Regions from separate parts of the Homo sapiens genome. Here regions 1, 2, 3, 5, 6 and 7 are each linked to region 4. Evidence: chromatin contacts called from ENCODE Hi-C or POLR2A ChIA-PET data. All regions are on one chromosome and are shown on one strand. Each heading gives the region's core, a stretch centred on a gene start or an enhancer-like site at or near the end of the contact. The rest is flanking DNA. Distances are from core to core; before and after follow the strand shown. Region 1 holds the start of MKI67 (marker of proliferation Ki-67). Region 2 has its middle 75 kb from the start of LINC01163. Region 3 holds the start of BNIP3 (BCL2 interacting protein 3). Region 4 holds the start of IKZF5 (IKAROS family zinc finger 5). Region 5 holds the start of C10orf143 (chromosome 10 open reading frame 143). Region 6 holds the start of GLRX3 (glutaredoxin 3). Region 7 holds the start of LRRC27 (leucine rich repeat containing 27).

What was found. Hi-C counts contacts between places; a loop is a spot of excess contacts on that map. ChIA-PET counts read pairs that join two places held with the same protein, here RNA polymerase II (POLR2A). Pooled maps may share reads with other maps.
Region 1: a loop to region 4 is called in a pooled map, with 28 times the contacts of the local background. The contact joins the promoter of MKI67 here to the promoter of IKZF5 in region 4. A Hi-C loop is called at or near these places in 4 of 50 pooled maps.
Region 2: a loop to region 4 is called in a pooled map, with 4 times the contacts of the local background. The contact joins the enhancer-like site here to the promoter of IKZF5 in region 4. A Hi-C loop is called at or near these places in 3 of 50 pooled maps.
Region 3: a loop to region 4 is called in a pooled map, with 13 times the contacts of the local background. The contact joins the promoter of BNIP3 here to the promoter of IKZF5 in region 4. A Hi-C loop is called at or near these places in 3 of 50 pooled maps.
Region 5: a loop to region 4 is called in a map of CD8-positive, alpha-beta T cell, with 22 times the contacts of the local background. The contact joins the promoter of C10orf143 here to the promoter of IKZF5 in region 4. A Hi-C loop is called at or near these places in 4 of 168 maps with a recorded cell type or tissue (CD4-positive, alpha-beta T cell, CD8-positive, alpha-beta T cell and naive thymus-derived CD4-positive, alpha-beta T cell) and 8 of 50 pooled maps. POLR2A ChIA-PET finds 5 or more read pairs at or near these places in 1 of 52 experiments (CD4-positive, alpha-beta T cell).
Region 6: a pooled map shows a loop between it and region 4 (7-fold over the local background). The contact joins the promoter of GLRX3 here to the promoter of IKZF5 in region 4. A Hi-C loop is called at or near these places in 6 of 50 pooled maps.
Region 7: a loop to region 4 is called in a pooled map, with 5 times the contacts of the local background. The contact joins the promoter of LRRC27 here to the promoter of IKZF5 in region 4. A Hi-C loop is called at or near these places in 3 of 50 pooled maps.

The regions. Positions count from the first base shown.
Region 1 is chr10:128,124,547-128,127,998 of GRCh38, reverse strand. It overlaps MKI67 (marker of proliferation Ki-67), which reads left to right and starts at 1,576. Exons shown (of 15, transcript NM_002417.5): 1 at 1,576-1,900; 2 at 2,243-2,423. The coding sequence starts at 2,332. RefSeq lists an enhancer at 1,087-1,316 and a silencer at 1,427-1,796.
Region 2 is chr10:128,208,759-128,212,302 of GRCh38, reverse strand. No RefSeq gene overlaps it. Among named protein-coding and RNA genes, the nearest start is that of LINC01163, 75 kb to the left of the region's middle. RefSeq lists silencers at 136-285, 1,615-1,774, 1,865-2,054 and an enhancer at 2,254-2,815. Within about 2 kb of position 1,527, at least 16 of the 41 ENCODE cell types and tissues checked have a DNase peak (open chromatin) inside an H3K27ac peak, as active enhancers do.
Region 3 is chr10:131,980,323-131,983,905 of GRCh38, reverse strand. It overlaps BNIP3 (BCL2 interacting protein 3), which reads left to right and starts at 1,983. Exons shown (of 6, transcript NM_004052.4): 1 at 1,983-2,145. The coding sequence starts at 2,100. RefSeq lists silencers at 1,313-1,432, 1,473-1,662, 1,713-2,012, 2,243-2,472 and an enhancer at 1,880-2,804.
Region 4 is chr10:123,007,315-123,010,829 of GRCh38, reverse strand. It overlaps IKZF5 (IKAROS family zinc finger 5), which reads left to right and starts at 2,035. Exons shown (of 5, transcript NM_001372123.1): 1 at 2,035-2,136. ACADSB (acyl-CoA dehydrogenase short/branched chain) reads right to left here and starts at 1,824. Exons shown (of 11, transcript NM_001609.4): 1 at 1,759-1,824. The coding sequence starts at 1,800. RefSeq lists enhancers at 1,919-2,248, 2,529-2,758.
Region 5 is chr10:130,109,117-130,112,296 of GRCh38, reverse strand. C10orf143 (chromosome 10 open reading frame 143) reads left to right here and starts at 1,467. Exons shown (of 4, transcript NM_001355042.2): 1 at 1,467-1,593. The coding sequence starts at 1,525. LOC102724883 (a long non-coding RNA gene) reads right to left here and starts at 1,004. Exons shown (of 3, transcript NR_188169.1): 1 at 181-1,004. RefSeq lists enhancers at 163-292, 773-1,102, 1,963-2,142, 2,303-2,412, 3,003-3,180 and a silencer at 1,393-1,772.
Region 6 is chr10:130,134,317-130,137,699 of GRCh38, reverse strand. GLRX3 (glutaredoxin 3) reads right to left here and starts at 1,309. Exons shown (of 11, transcript NM_006541.5): 1 at 1,188-1,309. The coding sequence starts at 1,279. It overlaps LOC105378561 (a long non-coding RNA gene), which reads left to right and starts at 1,329. Exons shown (of 6, transcript XR_001747659.2): 1 at 1,329-3,383. RefSeq lists enhancers at 1-199, 478-527 and a silencer at 728-1,327.
Region 7 is chr10:132,330,526-132,333,773 of GRCh38, reverse strand. LRRC27 (leucine rich repeat containing 27) reads right to left here and starts at 1,581. Exons shown (of 11, transcript NM_030626.3): 1 at 1,518-1,581; 2 at 40-297. The coding sequence starts at 249. It also overlaps a transcript of STK32C not described here. RefSeq lists a silencer at 1,760-1,879 and an enhancer at 1,764-2,298.

The sequences.
Region 1 (3,452 bases), core at 327-2,826, 5.1 Mb before region 4:
TTTATATATTTTAAGTTAAGGCTAAGGAATTTAAAAATATTCATTTATTGATTCATTTTAAGATAGTGATGCACCTATTTCATGCTAACACCAATAACTTATTTTTATGGAAAAAAAACAACAAAATGAAAACAGCGCTTTAGTTCACATTTTTGCAAATCTCTGTAATACCTGGTTGAAACGGAGACAGTGGGAGTCTCCTCACTGCTTCTGCATTTGCAGAACCACACCCCACACTCTTGGGAGCATGAGAATGAGAAGGGCAAGTAACACAGAGGGTCATTAGATAAATGGTTTTGACCTTATGGACTCTCTGAAAGGAATAGGAAGTCCTCAGGGGTCCCCTGCATCGAGGCCTCCCTGATCAAGGGAGCCAAGCTCCAAGGGTTGCTGGGGAGCTGGAGGAGGTGAGATGGGGCAGAGAGGCCGTTGTCACCAAAAGCGTGTTTAGGCTCCATTCACTTCACCCCAGGTGGCCTACTGAGCCCACATGGCCACCAGCGCAACTGAAGCAGACCCCGATAGAATCCTGTGTAGAATTATTTTAGGATTCACCCATCTTGGCATGCACAAGCCATTTCAATTGAAGAATGTTTTCTAATAACAAAACATTGTAAACCTAAGTATGTGGCAATAGTAATGATTAAGTAAATTATGGTTTCCCGAAGCCCAGTGCTCTGCAGCCATCAGAGAGTAAAAGCGAGAATGTGTTCAGTGGAGATAGCCTCAGGATATTTAAAAGCAGAGAGCACAAAGTATAGAATCGTGTTGTGTATGTTATGACCTTTTTTTCTGTGCTTTTGAAAAAGAGAATACACGTATAGCAGGAAAAGACACACCAAACTACTTTATATAATTGGTTGTTTTTGTGTTTGGTAAGATGTATGCACTGAAGAGGAAGGTTTCGATTTTTTTTTTTTTTTTTTTTTTTTTTTTGAGACAGGGCTTTGCTCTGTCGCCCAGGCTGGAGTGCAGTGGCGCGATCTCAGCTCACTGCAGCCTCGACCGCCCCGGCTCAAGCGATCCTCCCACCTCAGCTGTCCCAGTAGCTAGAACTACAGGGGCGCCACCACGCCTGGCGAATTTTTTGTAGAGATGGGTTCTCTCCAGGTGGCCCAGGCTGGTTCTGAACTCCCGGGCTCAAGGGATCTTCCTGCTTCAGCTTCCCAAAGTGCGGGGATTACCGGCGTGAGCCACCGCGTCCCGCCTGTTTTTAATTTTTAGCAGTTTTAAATCTTCTGGCAATGAGTAATGTTATAGTGTCCCAGATGTTTGGTCCTTTAAGAAAAGGATAGCAGGACGGGTTATCTCGGTGGGAGCGTGTTCCACCTCTGCCCTCCGCCAGCCGCCCTCGCCGGGGATGCACCCAGGTATTTTCCTCCGGATGCGTGAGTGGCTCGCCCGCGGACACGCCAGCCCCGCCCCGCGAGCCCGGTTTCCCCGCCCCCTCCCCGCCCACGCCCTGCGCTCCCTTCCTATTGGTCCCATGCCGCGCTTTCCCGTTCAATCGCAGCGCTTAGCGCCAGAATTTGAATCTTCGTTTTCGTTTGAATTGGGCGGGCGCGCCGGGCTGGAAGAAGGAAGTGGAGGGCTGACGCTGCGGGCGGGCGGGCGGGCGGGAGGACTCGACTCGGTGGGAGCCGCTAGAGCCGGGCGCCCGGGGACGTAGCCTGTAGGGCCACCGGGTCCCCGTCAGAGGCGGCGGCGGGAGCAGCGGGGACTGCAGGCCGGGGTGCAGCGAACGCGACCCCGCGGGCTGCGGCCCGGTGTGTGCGGAGCGTGGCGGGCGCAGCTTACCGGGCGGAGGTGAGCGCGGCGCCGGCTCCTCCTGCGGCGGACTTTGGGTGCGACTTGACGAGCGGTGGTTCGACAAGTGGCCTTGCGGGCCGGATCGTCCCAGGTGAGCTGCGGCCGGGACTCCTGGGAGCTGTCCGGGGTCGAGGGCTGAGCCGCGGGGACCCCCCGAGCTCTGCGGGGACGGGCAGGGGACAGACGCGCGGCCTGGGCCCGACTCCTCCTGGGCTCTGGCGAGGGCGTCTCGGTGGAAGCTCCCAGGAGGCGCAGGCGCTGGCGACAACACCCCAGCTGCCGGACTTTGGGGCGCCGGGGGCTGCGGTCGGATCGTCCTGGGGTCCCCGCTAGCTAGCTGCGGTGTGCGCTTCTGTGGCCGGGGATAGGTGAATTGGGCACGGGGCCCTTCTTAGCTCCTTTGCTATCAGAGTAACTCGCACCTCTTTTGCAGTGGAAGAGTTGTAAATTTGCTTCTGGCCTTCCCCTACGGATTATACCTGGCCTTCCCCTACGGATTATACTCAACTTACTGTTTAGAAAATGTGGCCCACGAGACGCCTGGTTACTATCAAAAGGAGCGGGGTCGACGGTCCCCACTTTCCCCTGAGCCTCAGCACCTGCTTGTTTGGAAGGTGAGCCCCGCGGGCGCGCGCGGACGTTTTAGCTGAGAAAGAGGAAAATACCTTAGTCACAGAATAAAGTCCAGAAACGCGCTCTAGGATTGGGTCCTGCCGTCACTTTTCCTTGGTGCTTCTCCCATTCGTTACTAAGTTGACATAGTTGTGTTTTTTTGTTTTGTAAGTATAAATTTGATGCTAGTTTGTATGTTTAAGTGGTTTTAAAAATCAAGCCAATTAAAAAAATCGATTTGCTAATGTTGCGGTAAAGAAAGATGTAGATGATCTTCATATGTCACTGGCTGCAGGCAGGCGTCTGAAGACACTGTGCGCCCCCGGGTGCCTCCACAGTGGGCATCCCTGGCCACTGGGGACACAGAGAATGAAGGAAGGAAGCCATACACTTGTCTCTTGGCTCCTTGTGGCAATAGGAAAATGGGACAGAAAGTCTTCCTGCCTGGAATTCGAGAACGTTTCCTCTTATATTGCTGTCCTGTTTGGTGGTGGTAATAACCCTGTCCCTGTATAACAGGTATAGTTGCTGACAGTGCCCCATCAGCCTCTGACATGTGTCCCACTAGAGGCCTGAGAAGGGGGGTCATTTCCCGTGTGGTCATTTCCCAGACCACACGGGATTCAGGCCTCACCCTGTCCTCCCAACCCCATCCCGGCCTCACCCTGTCCTCCCAACCCCATCCCCTACCTTGTTCCTCCCGCCTAAGGCATTCCAAGCCTTTGTTCACCTTGGTACTTCTTACACACTTGGAAGTTTACAATGGGAAAGTTCTCCCCTTCCTCAAGCTTGTGTGATTTCCATCATTCAGGCATCAGGTGAAATGTCACCTCTGAGGAAGCCTTGCATGAAAACTTGTATTTCCAACCCCACAGCTTCAGGGGTGAGTTGTGGGTTTGTCTCCCACTAGGCTGAGCTCCCCAAAGGCAAAGACTGTCTTGTTACTAATCACGTGTGTAGGGCCAGGGATGGTGTCTGGCATAGGGGGTGTGATCAATACCTAGCATTCTGGCAAGGGTCAGTAGAAACAT
Region 2 (3,544 bases), core at 278-2,777, 5.2 Mb before region 4:
CATGGAAGAAGCTGCCGGCAAGTGCTGGGCAGAGGGACTAGCTGGGAGGAAATGAAAGCAATTCCTCCAAGATGCTGTCCTCGGGGAGCAGCCTGGCCACCCTGCCTGAAATTGCTGCCGCTGACACCTGCAAGCAAGAAGCTCCTCCGGCCGGGGCTGGCTCCGCCCACTTCTCAGGCCCCGCTGGGCCTCCCGCGGCCGCAGACGCGCGCCCTCTGGCGGCCCCGTCTGGACGCACACGGCCTTGTCCATAGCCCGGGCTAGATGAACTCCCAGCCCCGCCGGCTGGTGACACAGGTGGCACCTCTGCCATCGTGGAAAACCTGCAAACTGACTTTTCAAACTAGCCACCCCGTCCCTCTCAGGCAATACCAAACAGCTGGTAATTCATGCAGAGCAAACTACCACGTCTTAATAACGGAGAAGAGCCCCGGCTCCTAAACGGGACTGTGGAAGGCCGACTCCCTGGGCCGCAGCAGCAGAATTTTATTTCTCAGGACTTTCATGGGCTCTCAATCAGGCCACCGCAGCCACCTCATACATCTTAATAAACCTTACATCAGAGAGAAAGCTTTGAAACGAAATTGTCCAGTAATACGCACTTTCCAATCGAAACACATGGGAGTCTTTAAATATTTACCGCACATAAATAAAGCATGCTATGTAGCTGGCGCTTCTTAGCACCTACGCATGCCACGTATCAATGGACGCTGGATGTCAATATTGATGTATAAATAATAATATTAAGCACAGAAATACACCGCGCCGGGAGAGGTCTAATCGCACTGTCCCCTGGAAATAAACGTTTCTCAGGGCTGTTTCTGAAGGTGGGATATTTGTCTCCCTCCTCACTTGACCCTGAGGGGATGGAGGGCAAGGTGGAGAATGCCCTGAGCAGACACCGGTGCACCGCAGTGCACAGCCAGGGGTGCCACTCCTCCACCTCCGGAGAGACCGGGCGAGGCATCCGCAACCGCGTCAGAGCCTGGCAGCGGCCTGGCAGCATCCCCTGCCCTGGGCCTCGCTAAGGTTCCATGAGGGGTGCGTGGAGCTGGAGAAGAAAGGTGCGAATTCTGCGCTTCCCCGAGGTAGCCCCGGGCGAGCAGGGGGCCAGCTCCAGAGCCTCGGGCCACTGCGCCATTCCTCCCCCTGCGGGAGCTGCTGCTCCAAGGCTGTCCCTGCTGCTCCCGGGGGAAAGGGCAGGGCCGCCGCGGTGGGCGCTGAGCAGGTGGGCTCCAGTCGCCCCTGACTCCCAGGCTGCGCTCCCTGCCAGGCCCGGAGGATGCGCCCGGGGGAGGCGCCCTGGAGGCCGCGCGGGCACCGGAAGCCTGGGGGTGGGCCCCACCCGCGGACAGGTCCTGCTCTTCAGGCTGAGAGTGTGGGCATCACCCGCGAAGACGCCCCGTGGGACAGCAGGGGCGCTGTTCACCCCACCTGTGGGATCGCAGCGGGGGTTGGAGGGAAGGGGGCGTCAGAGATCCCCGGGGCCCCAGGGGTGCCCGGGGCCCCGCGGGAACGCGCAACGCGGCGGGGCGGAGGTGGGGCGTGGCCGGGACAGGCAGGGGCCGCAGGAACTCGCCCCTTCCTCAGCAGTTTAGCCCGCGGAGAAGCGGCACCGCGCCCCCCACTGACGAGGAAACGGGGGCGCCTAAAGGCCCCGGGGTGCTCGCAGAGAAGCGCAGCGCTCCGCTCCCCGGGCCGCGCGGCCCAACCTCCGGAGGGACTGCCCGGGACGTGGACGTGGAGTCTCGCGGCCGCCCCTGGCCCGCGGCCACCCTCCCTGTGTGCTTGAGAAACGGAACCCAGAGGCCTGGCCCGCTCTAGTGGGAGCAGAGACGCCACCCGCGGGCGAGCGGAAGCCTCCCGTGTCCGTGTCCCCGTCCCCTCCCCGTCCCCGTCCCGTCCCCTCCCCGTCCCCGTCCCGTCCCCGCCCCGCCCGGGAAGGCGCGCTCGCCCTCTGGCGGCCGGCCCTGGAAGGGACGCCGTCCGCGGCCGGACTCCACTCCCGTCCATCAAACCAACAAGGTCAAATGCAATCTATTTGTAAAGGCCGCCTCTGATTACTGTGGCAACTGGAGACATCACTGAACCCAAAGTGTGATTAAGCTGCTCCTTGTTCCATATTAATTTGGGAAGGAAAACAGCTTCATTCTCGCTTTTCCACACTCCCTCCTCTGTGCAGGGCATGCCCTCGCTGGCGGGGCTTCCAAGCCCAGGCTCTCCTCCCACGCGGGCCCTGCGGGCTTCCGCAGGCAGCACGGGACAGGGCCGCAGACTCTCAGGCAGCCTGTGGTATGATGAACTGGTCTGCAAGCAAAGAGCCCACCTCCTCAATATTCGTGGGCACTTCCCTTTGAGGGAAGGTCCTGGGGCCGGGCTGCAGTTTCAGGCCCAGCGCAGCAGTCTGCTCCCCCAGGAGCTTGCGCAAAGCCCTTCAGCCCTGTGCCCTATTTCCTCAATGCAGAAGGACATAGAGCCCCACGGGACTATGTGAGAATTAAATGGGAGAATCCATGAAAGGCACTCTTTAAAAATAAACTTAAGGCCAGGCGCGGTGGCTCACACTTGTAATCCCAGCACTTTGGGAGGCCGAGGCGGGCAGATCAAGAGGTCAGGAGATCAAGACCATCCTGGCTAACACCGTAAAACCCCGTCTCTACTAAAAATACAAAAAATTAGCCGGGCGTGGTGGCGGGCGCCTGTAGTCCCAGCTACTCGGGAGGCTGAGGCAGGAGAATGGCGTGAACCCAGGAGGCGGAGCTTACAGTGAGCCGAGATCGCGCCACTGCATTCCAGCGACAGAGCGAGACTCTGTCTCAAAATAAATAAATTTAAAGTTTTTACTTAGAATGGTTTTATAGAAAAGTTGCAGGTAGTACAGAGGTTATCCTTCCCGTTGCCGACATCTTACATGAGTGTGGCACACCCCGCACCACCAGTGAGCCAATATTGATACACTATTATCAGCTGAAGCCCTTCGTTTATTCCCATTTTTTTTTTTTCATTTTTAACTAACGTCCTTTTCCTGCTCCAGGATCCCAGATCACATCTGGTCCTCCTGTTTCCCTAGGCTCTTCTTGGTGATGTCTTCTCTGACTTCCCTTGTTTTTAGTGACCTTGGCAGTTTTGAGGAGTACTAGTCAGCTGTTTTGTAGAATGTCTGTCAACTTGGGTTGGTTTTTCTGACGTTTTTCTGATGATTAGATTGGGGTTAAGGGGCTTGGGGTTCCGTTCACACGATATCATATCAACAGTGCATACTCTCAGCATGTCCACAGCATAGATCATTGTTGACCCTGATCGCCTGGTTGAGATAGTGTTTGTCAGGTTTCTCCGATGTAAAGTGACTCTTTTTCCCTCTTTCCAGGCTGTCCTCTCTGGAAGGAAGTCATTCTGCACAGCCCACACTTACTCAGCTGGGAGTTAGGCGGCACCTCCTGGAGGGTGGAGTGTCTACGTAGATTATTTAGAATTCTTCTGCAGGCAAGATGTGCCTTTCCTCCTCCATTTATTTAATCAGCCATCTATATCAGCATGGACTCAT
Region 3 (3,583 bases), core at 734-3,233, 9.0 Mb before region 4:
TGCATTGCTTTCGATTATTAGCTGAGCAAGCAAGTCTATGTATGGTGGCAAATACCTCTTGATGTGCATAAACCCTTTCCACGAAGTAGAAACTCATATGGGAAAAAGTACAAGCCACTAGGCTACACTATTCTGAACAATTCTCCATTTGATTTTCTTCGTAATACTTTTAGTTGACTCCCTCGAATAGGTTCCGTTTTTCATTCTGGCATACACATTCTCTTTTTCATTGTAATCCTTATGTGCACCGTACTTGGTAACATTTTTGTTTTAATAGAGATGGAGTCTTTCTGTGTTGCCAGGTTGGTCTTGAACTATCAGGCTCAAGTGACCCTCCTGCCTTGGGCTCCCCAAATGCTGGGATTACACACAAGAACCACTGCCTGGCCAGCACTACAGTTCTACTATCGAAATTATTAATGCTATGCTATGTATCTCTGGCGGTTTTTTTTTTTTTTTTTTTGAGACAGGGTCTCACACTGTTGCCCAGGCTGGAGGGTAGTGGCCTGATCATGGCTCACTGTAGCCCCTACCTCCTGGGCTCAAGGAATCCTCCCACAGCAGGTGCCACCATACCCAGCTAAGTTTTTTGTATTTTTTTAGGGGAGAGAAAGCGTTTCGCCATATTGCCCAGACTGGTCTCCAACTCCTGGGCTCCAGCGATCCTCCTGCCTCGGCCTCCCAAAGTGCTGAGATGAAAGACATGCGCCCCACACTGGCCTCTGGATGTTTGTTACTCCTGAGAAAACTAAAATCATGGCACTCCAAAGACTAGAGACGATTCAACAGGCAAGAGCAGGGATGAAATGCACGCAGCGACTGAGGTCTGGCTTCGCGGCTCTGTGACCCCGGTTCAGCTTCTGAGCGCCTGGTTCCTTGGCGGGACGCCTCCTCCTTTCCCGCAAGACCAGACACGACTGTCTGGGAAGCAGCGTTTCTGGGGCGCACCTTGACACTTGGATTTGGATCAACAATGCTTTCAAGAAGAAAGACTTTTGATCAAAAGCGGGAAATGAGAAAGCGACTTTCCTCTGAAAAGTGCCTCCCAGTCCCGAGGCTGCGAGGCCCCCACGCCAGGCTGGCTCCCACGGAAGCCGGGCACCCACCCGGCCCGACCAAGCGCCACTCCGCCCCGTGGACGGGGCGTCCCACCCCGGGGACGCCCGCCCCACACCGCGTTTGCACCCCGGAGGCCCCTTGCCGCAGAGGCGGACGGCGCGCCTCTCCCGGGCCCCTGGGGTCCGCGCCTCCCTCGGGCAGACTCTTTCGACTCTGCTCGAGCCTCCGCTTCTTCCTGCGGGCGGACGCCCCGGACACAACGGGCCCCGCTGTTCACGCAGGGGCGCCCCGGCGGGGCGGGCAAAGACCCGGGGACGCGGTCCCGTCCCGAGACGCTCAGCTCCGGCCCACCGCTCGCAGCTCCCGCCCCGGGCGCAGGTCCCGACCCCACGGGCCGTCTCGGAGCCGCAGCGGCCGCTTCCCTGCACGTCCTCACGCCCCCCGCACGGACGCCGCCAGCCCCGCGCCTCAGTTTCCCCACTAGCAGGATGGAAAGACGGGCCCCGCCCCGAAGCGTAGCGGCGTCTCCGTGGTAGCCAGTGCCCAGAGAGTCCGCCGGTCCCACCGCCCCTTCAAAGGAGAACCCGGCCCACCGCCCGCCGCGGCGGCGACCGCGCAGCCCACTCGTCACGCGGCCCGCGGCGTCCAGCCCGGGCCGGCTCACCTCAGGCGGTCGCTGCCGCCCTCGCGCCTGCGCGCCCCTCGCCCCGCCCCTCTCCCCGCCCGCGTCCCGCGCACCGCAGGCCTCTGCCCCTCGCCCACCGCAGGACCCGCCCCGCGCACGCGCCGCACGTGCCACACGCACCCCACGCCCCTGCGCACGCGCAGGCCCCAAGTCGCGGCCAATGGGCGACGCGGCCGCAGATCCGCCCGGCCCCGCCCTGCCCTGTGAGTTCCTCCGGCCGGGCTGCGGGGCTCCGCTCAGTCCGGGAGCGCAGCTGGGCCGCGGCGCTCCGACCTCCGCTTTCCCACCGCCCGCAGCTGAAGCACATCCCGCAGCCCGGCGCGGACTCCGATCGCCGCAGTTGCCCTCTGGCGCCATGTCGCAGAACGGAGCGCCCGGGATGCAGGAGGAGAGCCTGCAGGGTGAGGCGGAGGAGGCGGCGCGGGAGCCGAGGGGGCGCGGGGGGGAAGCCTGGGGAAGGCCAAGAGGGCGCCAAGGGGAGGTTGCCGGGGAGGCCTAGGGGGCATCGCGGGCCGGGCGAGGCTGCGCCATCCTCCCCTTCCGTACCCACCCCTCCTGCGGGCATGCGGAGCCCGGGGCGTGGGGACCCCGCGTACTGCCCGGGGTTCGCGGCCTCGCCACTCGGGCGGGGGTTGGCTTGGACCCGGGTCGGACCGCACGGGAAAGCCCCGATTCTCCAGCTCCGCGCGAGCTAGAATTCCACCTGGAGGTGAATCTGCGTCTCGCAGTTGGACCGAACAGCCTCAAAGTCCACGTTGCCCTCCGCGGTCTGTAGTTCAGACCAGTATTGGTTTTAATGACCAAACACCAAGGCGTGGCAAGTGGCCTGTTATGAGCTTTAATTTTGTTATTAATGTTTATATCCATGGTGACTGTTAGGATTTCCTCAAGGGTGAACGCGGAGATGGGAGGGGGTTACAGCGTTTTTAAAATATGGCATTAAATGGGCATGTTCCAATTTCACTAGAGGGTCGTTCCAAAACAAAGCTTTAAATGACTTACGGGTTAAGAAAACACAAGCAAAAGGACGCTGCCCGTGCAGCACTCAGTCGTTACAGCCTGCCTAATGCCCGAGTAGAGGCTCGCTGTGTGCCCTTGGCTAGATTCGCAAGACCATCCGTTCACGCAGCGGGAAACGCAGGCCCGGGGTGCAGGACTTGCCCCACGCACAGCCGGGTGGCGTGGAGACCCACCCCACCCGGTGGGTCCGCGTCAGAGTCCAGACGAGCCTTTGCTCAGGGAAGCGGGCACTGAAGCCGCCTTCCCAGGGTCCCTAGGGCCAAAGCCTCGGAGGAGGGACCTGGTGGCAGCTGACCTTTGTGTTCTTTGAAGCCAGAGTTTACTAAGCAAAATTAGCATGTAAATAAGCTTGGGAAAGGACTGCTGAAACCTCTGACAGTGAACTTTTAATCTTCATTGAGAGTTTTTAAAACCATATATTCACATAAATTTAGTGAGTTGCTAATTTTATTACAAAAAAAAAGATTTTACTAGGCAGGACTTAGTTACCGTAATATATTGAATAATATATATATATACATATGAACACTACAAGCTTTTTTTTTTTACCTTTTTTTTTTTTTAAGAGACGGGGTCTCACTGTGTTGCCCAGGCTGGTCTGAACTGGGCTCAAGCGATCCTCCCGCCTCGGCCTCCCAAAGTGCTGGGATTATAGGCCTGAGCCACCAGGCGCGCCTGGCCTAAAACCATATTCTTTAAAATCCTGTAATTCGGATTTTTCCTCTTGAAATTTAAACATTGGCTAATTACTATTTTGAAATAGATTAAGAGGTGTTTTCCTATCTTTTGTCATAAAATAAAGTCCAAGGGATGTTTTTA
Region 4 (3,515 bases), core at 786-3,285:
CCTTTCCTCTAAAAGATAAACTTCTTGGAGGTAGAGTATTTTATTCATTATTACATCTGGCATAGCACACAATGCTTCGTGCATGGCAGTAAGAGCTGATATTTACCGAGAGCTGACTACATTCCGAGCACTATTCTAAGTGCCTTACATGAACATATGAGCTCATTTAATTTTCACAACAATTTTGGAATACGCACAATTATTCTCTCCATTTACAGACCAGGAAACTGAGACCCAAAGCATAACCTGTCCAAGGTTATACCACTAGGAAGTGAGAGGGCCTGGGTTCAGATCCAAGCAGCCTAGCTACAGAACCTACGTTCTTAACCACTATGCTACAGTCGATGTTCAATCAATTTAGCTAATTTATGTAAAAGAGCTTCAAAAACTATAAAGGACTATAAGCCACAATAAACCAAAAGTTCAAACAAAATAGGTTTTTGATATCTCTAAGGACGGGGAGACAGTAGTATATGAAGGTTAAGTTTAGAATCAGACCAGAGTTCGAATACCACCAGCTCTATCCCTTTCTATCTGTGGGCAAGCTATTATTCTTTTTCAGCATCTGCAAGATTAAACTACTTGTTAAGATGGTTGTGAGAATTGAGATGACTCAGGTAGAACGAGAACGTGCCTACCACAGAGTATGCGGTCAATAAATTTTGGCTCTAAAACAGAGTCAAATTGTAAAACCAAAGAAATTTTCTTTGCTAAGTTATTAACCAACAATTATAAACAGTATTAAACAATAATCACTTACTGTTTTTTATTGCACTTCAGGCCTGTAAAACAGTCAAATAACATTAATTATCTCTAATAAGAAAAAGGGTCAGAGTTCTGCCTCTGGGCATAAGACTGAAGCAGCAGTTGGAAAGCCTAACTCATTAAAGCAAATGCAAAGGAAACATTAAAAGCACACGTAAGCAGTGGGAAAATTCCCAGTGAAGTGTACTGACAAATACAAGTGTATCCAAATGTGTATGTTCTGAAAAGCATGCTATATAATAGGTCCAAGGGGTGAAGAGCATAGGATGTTAACACAGGGGCTGTTAACAGTTTGTGTGGGTGCACAGATAAGAATTAAGCACAACAAGAGGCTGGTTTCAGCTTAAGTTCATGGAAGAGGGACCGGCACCGGCTCCGGCTCCCCTGGGCGGCGGTGAGTCTATCCACGGAAGATACCCAGGCTCCAGACATGAGATAAGGGGCAGAGGGAACTCTGTCCCTGGCCGGGAAGCCCGAACAACTCCGAAGTCCCTTACTACCTTTGAGCGGGGCCGCGGAAGGAAGGACAGGGAGACACCTGCTCAGAATGAGACTGGGCCTATATTTTAACTATCTTTTTTGGGGGAGGGGGTGTGAAATGTAATCACTCGGGAAAGGTGCGTTAGGGCATCAGGGAGGTGACATCTGTGCAAAATGCATCCAGAGATCCAGAGATCCAGACTCGGTGGCTCTCAGGACGCAACGGCCTGCAAAGGACATCTTGCGGACGCGACCCTCCGACTCCACTCAAGGTACTTGCTCCGCCAAAGCAGCTTCTAGACAGCCCCGACCCCCTTGCCACCAGCTGCCTCCACCAGAGGCCTGAAGGGGGTCGGGGTCATAGACTGCCCGCGGGTAAAGAGTCTGGGGACCCAGGACGTGGAGCGGGGCTCAGGCCGGCGCCCCGAGGCCCGTTAGAAGGCTCTGCCAGCTGCGATTCCAGGGGCCAAGGTCGCCCTGGGCCCCCAGGACGCCAGCCTCGAACGCACTCACCAGCCTGCTGCCGCGCAGCAACCGCACTGCCAGGCCCTCCATCCTCGCCGCAGGCCTCTCCGCTCTGCGCCTCTGGGTCTCTAGCCAGCCCCTGGGAGTTACCCGAGCAAGGCCCCGCCCACTCAGTACCCGCCCCGCACACACCCCCCCTTAATCCCTGCCCCCTGCTGCCTACGGAACCCCAAGAGAGACAAACAGGCCCCTCCTCGCTTTCGCCCTCCATCCTGCTCACGCGAGACTTGAGCAAGGCAGGGGGGCGGGAAGGGAGTCGGAGACACAACAAAGATGGCGGCGGCGACTGTGACGGTGACGAAGACGGCGGCGGCGGCGACGGCATTTAACAAGGCGGTGTGGTTTACTCCATGCAGTTGTCAGGAGGTAAGTAGCAGGCTGCCGGCTCGGACGGCGGCGACGCGGCAGGACAGGGCGGATAAGAAGGAGCGGCCGGAGACTGGAGCTGGGTTCGTGGCGGGCCGGCTGATCCGGACGGAGACTCAGTTCAGTGGAGGGTCGGGCGTGGTCGGTAGGCGGGCAGGTGATGGCCCGGGACCTCTTTAGCCGGAGGGCAGTGGACTGCGGCGCCTATGGCCGCGAGAACCCCGAGGGAGCGGGGTCTCCTGCTGTCATTGCCTTCGAGCAGGAGCTCGGAGGCTCCGGGGCGGGGACTGTTGCTTGGCTCTGACAGGTGGTTCTGCGGGAGGCGTCCCGAGGTTTGCGTCTTCACGGGGTCCCAGGGGCTGGGAGTCAGCCGGGCGCGGGTCTCCTAGGTGTTTCGAATCCTGGCGAGGATGTCGCTCCGAATCTTGGTGAGGCTGCTGCCCCGACGCCGGTCCCAGGCTGATTGTTGGGAGAAGGACGTTTAAAGCCTTCGTATTTTATCTAATGATCCTGCCCGGATCCGTCTCTACTGCATGGGCACCCTTATTTTAGGAACATGTGAGATTTGAGAAAGACATTGTAGCAAATAACTATTCAGGTTCATTCGGGGTTTAGATCTTTGGATAAACTGTGTGGAGCGCGAGTAGCCAAGCCTAGCATGCTCGATGACTGGATCTGAAGCTAAACAAGTTCTAGCAAACACTAACCACGTGGCCTGCTTAGAGTCCCCTTGATGTGCTGGTCAGAACCCGAAAGACGTGTGACAAGCGGAAGAAGACATAAAGGCGTCTTAAATTGTGTGATCTGAGGAAATTCAGTTTTGAAAGAACAGAATGTATTTAAAACAACTTTTTTTTAAACGTAGGAACTAACAATTTTAAAAATTCAATTTAATTTTGATTTATGTCGTGTTGTCACAACAGCTAAAGGTTATTATTATTGATGAGAGTTCGTTACAGTGAATTGAAATGTCTGGTGTTATTTTCCCCTAGCGGTCCAGGATGTTTCCCAGAAAACCGTAGCTGTTTTGTGTTATGATAGGATAAGAAGGATGGGATTCAGATGTGCCCTTATCGGGTGTGCATGTTTTTTTTGTTTTTGTATTTAAAGCCCTTTCCCATTTCCCTACTTAGGACTATGCGTTGTTTTTATGCAACTACAGCTGTTCAGCAGTACTAAGCTTGACCGTTTTGGAAGTGTGCTGTGACTAAATGAAGTTAATCTTAATTTCTTTAAACTGAAGTTTAACTTAAATTTAGACATTAAAAATCTTGCCAAAAACTAATCCACCAGTGAGAAAACGGTAGTCACACCAGTTATTCTTTGGTGATCCTATGGAGCTTTTGCTGAAGTGAAGCTACTGCTTTGTTCTTTGATTA
Region 5 (3,180 bases), core at 218-2,717, 7.1 Mb before region 4:
CTAGGTAAATGCCTCATGTAATCCTCACGATCTCTATGCTTTATCATCCTATCCTTTATAAATGAGGAAACTGAGGGAGATTAACTATTTAATTTGCTGAGGATCATGCAGCAAATAGCCCGAAGAGGGATTCATGCGTTTCACCATAATGGTTAAGAACAGGGCTTTGTCAAAGGATACCTTCAACTGCAGCAGAATGATGGACTCAAATCACAGAGACACGACAAAGTGACGGGTAGTCAGCTGTGGGTTGGTTCAGAGGCTCAGGCTGTTCCGGCTCTAGGTGATTTCCTGCTTTCCTAGGGTTCCCACCAGCTGCCCTCATGGTGACAAAAAGGCTGCTGCAGCTCCAGGAAACTTACACTGGGCAAGGACAACAGGAAGAAAACAGCCCCCACCCACCCAACTCCCCTTTTAACTAGAAGATCTTTCCCGAAACTCTGCCTCAACAGACCTCGCTTACTTCTCCCTGGCCCGTACTAGGTCGTGTACCCATCGTTAGCCAATCGCTGGCAACGGATTGGCCCCGTTTTAATTTATCCAAAAAAGGCGCCAGTCTGGGCTGTTTGGAGCAGTCAAGGGAGCTCCGTGCTAAGGCAGGAGGGGCCTGGACATGCGGCTGCAGGAGTCCGGGCCTCGGTGCCCTAAGATGAGGGCTCAGTGGTGCTCAGCACCGCGCCGGGCCAGAGACTGAGCCGCCGCCGGCTGTTGAGGGTTGGTTGGCTGAATCCCCGGCAGGGGCCAGGCGGAGCGAACATCACCGCGGCAACTGCCTCCACAGCACACACTCCCGACAGTGGCTGCGCTTTTCCCCTTCAGCACAGCCCAAAGGCCCCGGCAGCTCAGCACCTGCGACCTCCTAGTGCCCTCCAGCCTACGGAGGAGTAGAAGTCCTTCCGGGGCCTCCCAACCAGCAGCCACCAGCCACCAGCCACAAAAGCCGTGAGCCGCGCGGGGCTGGCCTGAAAGCTCTGCGTCTTCCCACCGCGGCAACAGCAGCTCCCACCCGGAAGCGAGGCAGCCCTGCGGACCACAACTCCCAGAAACACCCGCTGTCTCGCTCAAGCTAATTGACCCGCTGCGCCATCTATTAGCCAACCAGCCACAGGGAGACGGCTCCCCACGAGGCCTAACAACCAATCATAAGACAGAGGAGGCGGGCGCTCCTCCAGCCGATCCACGGGGTGTTGTCAAAAGTTTGGCGGGATCCTGAAAGAATGCTTTCTTTAGAGCCCCACGGCTGCTCCTGTGAAGGGAGAAGCGACAAGCAGAGATATGCAGGGACCTCTCTGCGAAGTAATGACTTGGGGCAGACGGACAACGCCCACAGCATCCCAATAGTCTCAGAAGACTCTGGTCTCTGCTACTCCTGCCTGCGGTCCTCGCCTTGGTGCTCTCGCGCTTCCCGCGGCGTCCCGCCCCTCCCTCTCCTTATTGGCTCCCCAGGGCCTTGTGCGGAAGGGGGCGTGGTGCGCGGGCCTCGGCCAGGCCTGAGATGCCGGGAGGGTTTGACCCTGGGGCTGCATGGACAGCTTAGCGCTCGGCCGCTGGCGACAGCGGAGGGCGGAGGATCTGCAGGTTCCGGGGGACGTGGTGAGCCCCCGGGGCCTGGGCGTTAGGGACGGGAGGGCGGATGGCCCCTGGGCGGGTTCCCACCGCGCCTCGTTTTTGCCGGCGCGGCCCTGCCTGTGAGGAGGCCTGGCCCAAGACACTCGCACGCTCGCGTACGTCCCTGGGAGGGCGTGGCCAGTGATGGGCGTGGCCTGTTAGGGCGGGGTTGTGACGCCGCTCTCCCGGTTTCGCGCCTGCGCGGTCGGGCGCGGAGCTCGGGCACCTTCCTGACCCACACGCTCACTGGGGCTCCAGACCCAGGCTCCCTAAAACATGGGCCGAGACTCATTGCAGGACCTCGGGTGCTTGGTATCCGTGTCATGTCTTCTCCTGCCGTCTACACCTGACTGTTCCTGAGTCTCGTTCACTGAGCGCCTGCCACGTGCCAGGCCCAGGGCTGGGTGTTGGGGGACGAGTACGTGGGGAGCGAACACGCGCAGAAAATTACCCGGCATTGAGCGTGTTAGTGCTTCTTGGGCTGAGTCCATTAACTGATGAGCAGAGGGTAAGATGAGATGGTAATGGGGAGACTTGCACAAGATCCCAGGGTGCGTGGGTAAGTCAGGTATGTGTGAGACTTGAAGGATGACCGGGGGTAGGCAGGATGGGAGGTGACAAAAAACAGTGTTGGAGGAAGGAGCTTAGCGTCTTAGGGGCACTGAAAGAAGTACTGCAGGATTGGAGCTGGAAGACAGAGCTGCTTGGCATTCCTGTATTTTATCTTCCACCTCTGCTTGCAAATTGGCCAGTTCTTACTTAACCTCGTTTATTTCAAAGTTCCTCGCTAGGGGCAGCAGTGAGCAGCCAACATACCGCATATTTGCTTTTTTTTTTCTTCTAGAGCTACACAGGCTTGGTAAGTGCAGGATCCGTCTTCCCAGTTAATACAGGCAGCATTTTTTTAGATGTCTTTACTGCGTAGCGGGAATGACTAGCTTTCTACCCTGCACCATCTCTTTCCTCACTACTCACTGCCTGGCCGTGAAGCCAGTACCACTTAGGTTTCTATCACAGCCGCACCCCTCCTCCAGGTACCAATTGTTATATTACTAGGGTGCAGGTTACCCCAGTAATATAGTAATAATATGGTATAGTAATGTAGTATAGTAATAGTATAGTACAGTAATATAGCAGGTTAGGGTGCTTTTGTAACCAAGAGCCTTCAAAGCACGCTGGCCCTAACAAGATGGAAGTTTGATTCTCCTGCACAGAACAGCATGGACGTGAGCAGTCCAGTGGGGTGGAGCCCAGGGTCACTAAATATAGGCGTAGGGCTGGTGGTACCCAGATCAGGGGATATGCGGGGACCTAAGTTCCTTCCCCTCACACCATCCCCTGGGTGTCACCCTCCTCTGCATAGCCAAGGGTGGCTCACTGCTACTGTGCTACCAGATGGCAGAAAAACAAACAGAAAAGTGACATGATTATGCTGATGTGTTGAGACCTTACTTCACTGCCCTGGAAAATGAAAGGTGTGATCAGGGTGCAGGCAGGGAGGCAAGGCTTGTGGCTACAGTAGTGTGTCAGAGGAGAAGTGGCAGAGGTTTGCACAAGAGAGGGCAGTGGGGT
Region 6 (3,383 bases), core at 60-2,559, 7.1 Mb before region 4:
TTCCTACTGAAATACTAAGTGCCAACATCTACTGAGTGCTTCCTGCATACTAGGCATTGTATTATTTGTATTTTACATACGTCATCTCATTTAACCCTCACAACAACCCTGAGGTACTAACAGGTGCTAATCTATGTCACCGTCGGGAAACTGAGGCTTGGGCATGAAACGTGCCCAGGGGTTACATGGCTACTGAGTGGCTGCGGTGGGACTGGATCCCAGGCAATCCGACATAAGAGTTCCCATAACAACCGCTAATAATACAACTAAGAGAACAACTCAGTCCTTGGAGTAGTCTACAATGTGAGGTGGTATTATCACGGAGAGTCCACGTGCAGACCTTTCCCTGCAGGCACGCACGCTAGTAAGCATTTACTCGTAAGCATGCTTGCAGTTCAGAGCTTCTAGTCCACCCAGAAAACGCTTTCTATGCATTCCTCTGGATCTCCTTTTGTAGTCTTCCCAGGGATTGAAGACCTGGACACCGGCGCCAAATCTGAACAGACTCTCACTACACCAGTTCATGGAACAGGAAATCTCTGTCTCCGGCAACAGGTTAAGTCTGAAGACTGAGGCTACCTGCTGTCCAACAAACTTTAAAGGCTGACTTCAAAAGGCAGCCAGGCCTAGCTAATGCAACGGGGCCTTCCCTCGCCGCTCTTCCTGCGACAGGGGCGTTCCTGAAGGGAGGCTGAAGAGCAATGGGCCGACGCCGAGCCTGCCGCTCCCTCCCGGCGGGCACAGGAAAGGTGGAGCCCGCAGCCGTGGGTCCCGCTCCGTGGCGCGGAGGGCCGGGGTCTCGGCGCCGCCCCGTCCCCCGCCCCGCCACTGCGGCACGGCTGAGTCACCACCGCCTCCGTCCCGCGGCGGGGCCGCCCAGGCCAGAGGCCGGGAAGGTCGCGTCCCCCGGGCTTGGACAGCCGTCGGGGTCGGAGCCAGGGCTGGGGCCGGGGCTTCCAGGCGAGCCTCGCGCCCTGCTCGCTGTTCCGGGGCGGGGAACCTGCGGCTCGGGCCACTCACGCGGAGGCTCGGGGGAGTCTACGGGTGGCGCCGGGCCCGGTCCCCCGAGGCCGAAGGGAGCCGGGCACCAAGAAGCCAGGCTGGGCCACCCGCCGCCCCACACCGGCCCGGTCTCGCGGCCGCTCCCGCTCCGGCTCCTCACTCCTACCGCTCGCCGCCCCGCTTACTTGGCTTTGAGGCGCAGCAGCTCCTCAAACTGCCCGGCTGAGCCGACCTCCTCCACGGCCGCTACAGCTGCCTCAGCCGCCCCCGCCGCCATGCTGCCGCCGCCAGACAGAAGCAATCCAGTGCCGGCGGCCGGATGTGGGCGGGGCCACGGGGAGCTGAGCGGCTGCGCGAGGGAAAGCCCCGCCCCTGCCTGCGCTGAGGCTGCCGAGCCTGAGAAATCCCAAAAGGGGCCTCGGCGGCGGGCTCTGGATCCCGCTGGGGGGCTCTGACCCTGCCAAGTCTGGGCACTCCGCTGCGGGCCTCCTGGCTCCCGGGGTTCATGGCTGTTATGGTTCCTGGCTGTCGGGGCTCCTGGCTTTCGGGGCTCCCTGGCTGAAGGGGCTCCTGGCTGTAGGGGCTCCTGGCTATGGAGGTTCCCGGTTATAAGGGCTTCTGGATGTAGTGGATTCTGGCCGTCGAGGTCCCTGGCTGTCGGGGCTCCTGGCCGTAATGGCCCCTGGCTGTCGGGACCCCTGGGTGTCGGGGTTCCTGGCTGTCGGGACCCCTGGGTGTCGGGGTTCCTGACTGTAGGGGCTCCTGGGTGTTAGGGTTCCTGGCTATAGCAGGGGCTCCTGGGTGTCGGGGTTCCTTGCTGTCAGGGCTCCTGGTGGTAGAGGCTTCTTGCTGTTGGCTTCCTGGCTGTCGGGGTGACTGGGTGTCAGGGCTCCTGGTGTTAGGGTTCCTGGCTTCCTGGCTGTAGTAGGGGCTCCTGGGTGTCGGGGTTCCTTGCTGTCAGGGCTCCTGGTGGTAGAGGCTTCTGGCTGTTGGGGTTCCTGGGTGCCAGGGCTCCTGGGTGTCAGGGTTCCTGGCTGTCAGGACACCTGACTCCTGAGGCTCCTGGCTTTTGGGGCTCCAGACCTTCCTTGCACTTCCTGTGTCTCCTGGGTCTGTAATAGAAGGGGCCGGTGGAGGGGTGGGGGTGAGACATGTGAGTGAAAGTGAAGTCAGATGTGTACATTTAGGAAGCTGAAATTATCAAAAATGAAATTGCATAAAGGTGAGGAAGAACTGGGAGGTCTGGGAACAGAAGTGGTAGATCTTGAACTTCAACACAGACAGGGTGCTTCCAATTCAGTCCTGGGACCTGAACCCGGAGCCCACAGCATGTCCCTCCTCCCCTGGCCCTCCGCGCGTGCCGCCACTCATTGCAGCCCCACAGAGCCATCACCCATTGTAACCTCAGAACAGAAGGGGCTGGGTGGGTCCACAGATCCCTGCACTCCTCCCGTCTTGCCTCCTTGGATGATCCCTGGCTTGTCTTTCTCCCTTGGGAATCCCCCTGATGTTGGCTCTCCATGTGGTGTACTCTGTACCCCACACCCCATGCTTCCCACACACCTTCTGGCCTGAGTAATCTCCATGCCCCCAGTGACATCAACCTCCAGGGAAACCTCAATAGCAAGCCCAGAACCCTCCCCTGCATCCCAGAGCCTAGCATCCACTAACTTTGAGGAGGGGCCATCTTTTATTGGATATCCCCAAACCACACTGGGCCTTCCCTCCAAAGTGCCTCTCCTCTTGGTTCCCATCTCAGGGAACACCATCGCTCCCACCCAGACACTTGGGGCTCCTTCTGACTGGTCCCCCTGCTGTCCCTGGGCTTTGAGGCCAAGCCCCCACAGAGCCTTCCCTACTAGCCAGGTGTTCCCAGGCCTCCTTTGCTTGCTTCTACCGTGGCCTGTCTCATGTTGTAGAACTGTGCTTGTCCTCCATTGGCCTGTGTTCTTAAAGGGCAGGAGCTGATCTGTGTCTCAGTGCCTGGATCAGAGTCAGACACATAGGAGGTACTCAGTCCATGCTAACAGCTGCCAGAGGACTGGGCTCACTGGATTGCAAAGACTTCGTACGAGAAAAGTAGCATATCATTCATACTTTTTATATTGATTACATGTTGAAATGAGGATATTTGGATATATTCGGTTTTCTGAAATATATTATTTAAATTGGTCTCTTTTACCTTTGGCTCCTGAGAAATGTCTAATTTCATAGGCAACTTTCATTCGTGGCCCTTGAATTTTCTTGGGCAGCACTACTGTGGTGTTTAAAAGCCTTTTGGAGCCTGTCACATGTATACCTCACCTGGAGAAATACATGGTATTGAACACGGTAAATTGTGTTATTTAAAATGCAACAGGAGAGTGATGAGGAACCATTTT
Region 7 (3,248 bases), core at 332-2,831, 9.3 Mb before region 4:
GACCTGTGGGCACACAGCCTGAGGAGCAGCCCCACTTACTTGAAGGCTGGGGATTCTAAAGACCTCCTCCAAACGGCACAGACCACTTTCACTCAAGTCTAAAATCGGTGAGGAGGAAAAGATGATGCCTCCAACACCCTTGTGAACATCTTTGGAGGGGGTGGCAGGCAAGCTCCTAGTCTGACCAGCACCCTCCTCCAGATCAGCAGCAGCCACAGAGGGAACTTCGTAGGAGCTGCTTCCCTCCATCCGTTCTCTTCCAGGGACAGCAGCTCATCCTCCTTGGTCTGGAGTCACCTGGAGACACGGGAAAGGGAAACGTAGAAGCAACTAATTATACCGAGGCAAAACAGAATAGCTGTGTGGCAGATCTACTGTAATGTAACTTGCTTTAAAAGCTATCATTTTTCCTAAGCAGTAGCAAAAATTTGACTTTTAAACATGTAAAAAAAAAAAAAAGGAATACAAAGAGGTTCAGATTAAAATTCTCTGCTCTCACTTTGTACAATGGAGTTCCAAGATTTAACTCCTGGAAAACGCAAAGGCGCACAATAGTAATGATCATTTTAGGGATGTAAACAGATCGGAACATTTCAAAGCCTGTAAATCAACTGCAACGCTTCCATGAAATGACTAGGGGCGGGTGGAAATTTGCACTGTTTCTTACCTCTGGTGTGGTTCTGTGCCATTTGAACTATGTTTTTAGTTTCTTGAGGCCAGGAAGCCTGTCTTTTGTTTACCATTTTGACCCAGTGACCAGAACTAAGTCTGGCTTACACCCAGTTAAGCACCGGGGAAAAACCTGTTAAATTAATCTCGAATTTTCGTTGTCCAGCAACACTTTTACTCAGAAGTATTGTTCACCAAAATCTCATTCAGCGAGGCACACTTCCACTTGCAATTTCCAAACAATTTATTCGGCAATAAGAATCAACGTTGGAATGCATCAGTTCACCTAATTCAAGTCACTCAACAGCCCAATGATTGGCATATGAGGCGCAGATCAGTTAGGGAACTGTTCCAGGGGCGCAGTTAATTGGGGGGTAGAGGCGACACCGGGACCCAGCAGGGTTCAACCCCAGGCAGCCTGCATTCCATGGAAGCCCGCGGGCTTTTTCACGGTCAGTTCACTTGTTTTCTCCGAATCACGGAACTTAAAACAGAGGAGGGGAGGCTTCAAACCTCAGAACAGGGAAAGTATCTTAAAACCAGAAGTGAAACAACAGCCTGGACTCACACAGGGCCCAGGCAGCGCAGGCTCCGTGGGGTTTCCGAGGCTGCCTTCAAGGGATCCCCACGCACGCCCACCCCCGCTCCCTGCCTCGATTTCCCCATCCGGGCGAGGCTGAGTTGGGTCCGACGCTCTGGGCCTCACATTCCAGGCCTCAGAAGGGCAGCCTTTGCGGTCAGCATCGCGGCTGGAGCTAGGCGACAGGGCACGACGGGCCGAGGCACCACCTTCCTGCCGCCGCCCGCCTCGAGGGCTCAGCGAGCTGGCCGTACCCGCCCCGTCTCACCTGCCGCGTCCCCGCCCACTGAAGCGCTGGCGAGCCCCGCCGCTGAGAGCAGCAGCCCGACAATGGAGGCCACCCAGCCAACGCGGTCGCCATGGAGACGCCGGTACGGAATCCCGCAGGCGCCACGCTGAGCGCGAGTGTGTCTGTGATGCGCCTGCGCGAGGGGTGTGGTGCGCCTGCGCGCGGGGGTGTGCGTGTTGTGGGGGTTTGTGCCTGCGTGCGGGGGCGGGGTGTGGGTGCCCCTGCGCGGCAGGGGGTCGGGTGTGGTGCGCCTGCCCGGGAGGGGGCGGGGTGTGGTGCGCCTGCGCTGGGGCGGGGGGTTGCGCTTGCGGTGGGGGGGTTGTGGTGCGCCTGCGCGGGGGTGGCAGGGGGTGGTGCGCCTGCGCACGCACGCGGCCAACGGTAGCATCCGTTTTTCCGCGCCCGCGGCCTTGAAGGGGTGGTGGTCGACGGGCAAGTAGAGACCGCGAGGGTCTGGAGGGGCGACCGGCCTGGCACAGAGGGGAAGGAAGAGAGCGGGATGCTAAGTGCCGTCTGGGGAGCCGGAGGGCCCGGGGCGGGCGGGGCTGCTCGAGGACAGCCGAGCAGAAAAGAATTGCTGCTGAGGCACCACCTTTGGAGCGGTCCTCGCTGCCTGTCCTTCCCGCTGGGCTCACTCCCCGCGTCTCTCCTGGGGCTTCCTGGAGCCACTTCCCACAGGAGCTGCTTGTCCCCAAATCTTGCCTCAGGACTTGCTGCCAGGGGAACGCAGACTCAGAGCGTCCTCTTTGGAGAAGTAAGGCTGCCTCTGGACGGAGGAGTGAGGGGGGCGAGGAAACGCAGTGAGTGTCCTGAGGAAGGGTTTTGAGAATTTGGAAGAAGATGAAATGACACCGGGCGGGAGGGGAGGTGCTCGCGTGGTCCTGTGGAACCCTGGAGTCCCGTGCACCTTCATTCCAGGATCCAACTGATAATGAAAAGTAGCACCCTCTGTCCCACCCAGAAACACTCTGGAAACCCGGACAGTTTAGCTGGAGTCTGCCATGATTTCACTTTTTTTTTTTTTTTTTTTTTTTTGAGGTGGAGTCTTGCTTTGTCTCCCAGGCTGGAGTGCAGTAGCGCGATCTCGGCCCACTGCGACCTCCGCCTCCCAGGTTCAAGCAATTCTCCTGCCTCAGCCTCCCCAGTAGCTGGGACTACAGGCGCGCGCCACCACGTCCAGCTAATTTTTGTATTTTTAGTAGAGACGGGGTTTCATCATGTTGGCCAGGCTGGTCTCGATCTCCTGACCTCATGATCCGCCCCCCTCGGCCTCCCAAAGTGCTGGGATTACAGGCATGAGCCACCGTGCCCGGCCTGATTCCACTTTTTAAAGGAAACGACATAATTATGTGGAGAAACGACTATCCACTTTGAGGGGATTTACGTTTTATTTTTGTGAAGAGATCACAGTAAGAAATGTTTTTTAGGCCGGACACGATGGCTCACGCCTGTAACCCTAGCACTTTGGGAGGCCAGGGTGGGAAGATCGCTTGAGGCCAGGAGTTGGAGACCAGCCTGGGCAACCCAGTCTCTACAAAAATTAAAAAAAAAAAAAAAAAAAAATGCTGGGTGTGGTGGCACACACCTGTAGTTCCAGCTGTGTGGGAGGGTGAGGCAAGAGGATCGCTTGAACCTAGGATTTTGAGGCTGCAGTGAGTTATGATTGTGCCACTTAATGTCAGCTTCGGTGACAGCGAGACCCTGTCTCAA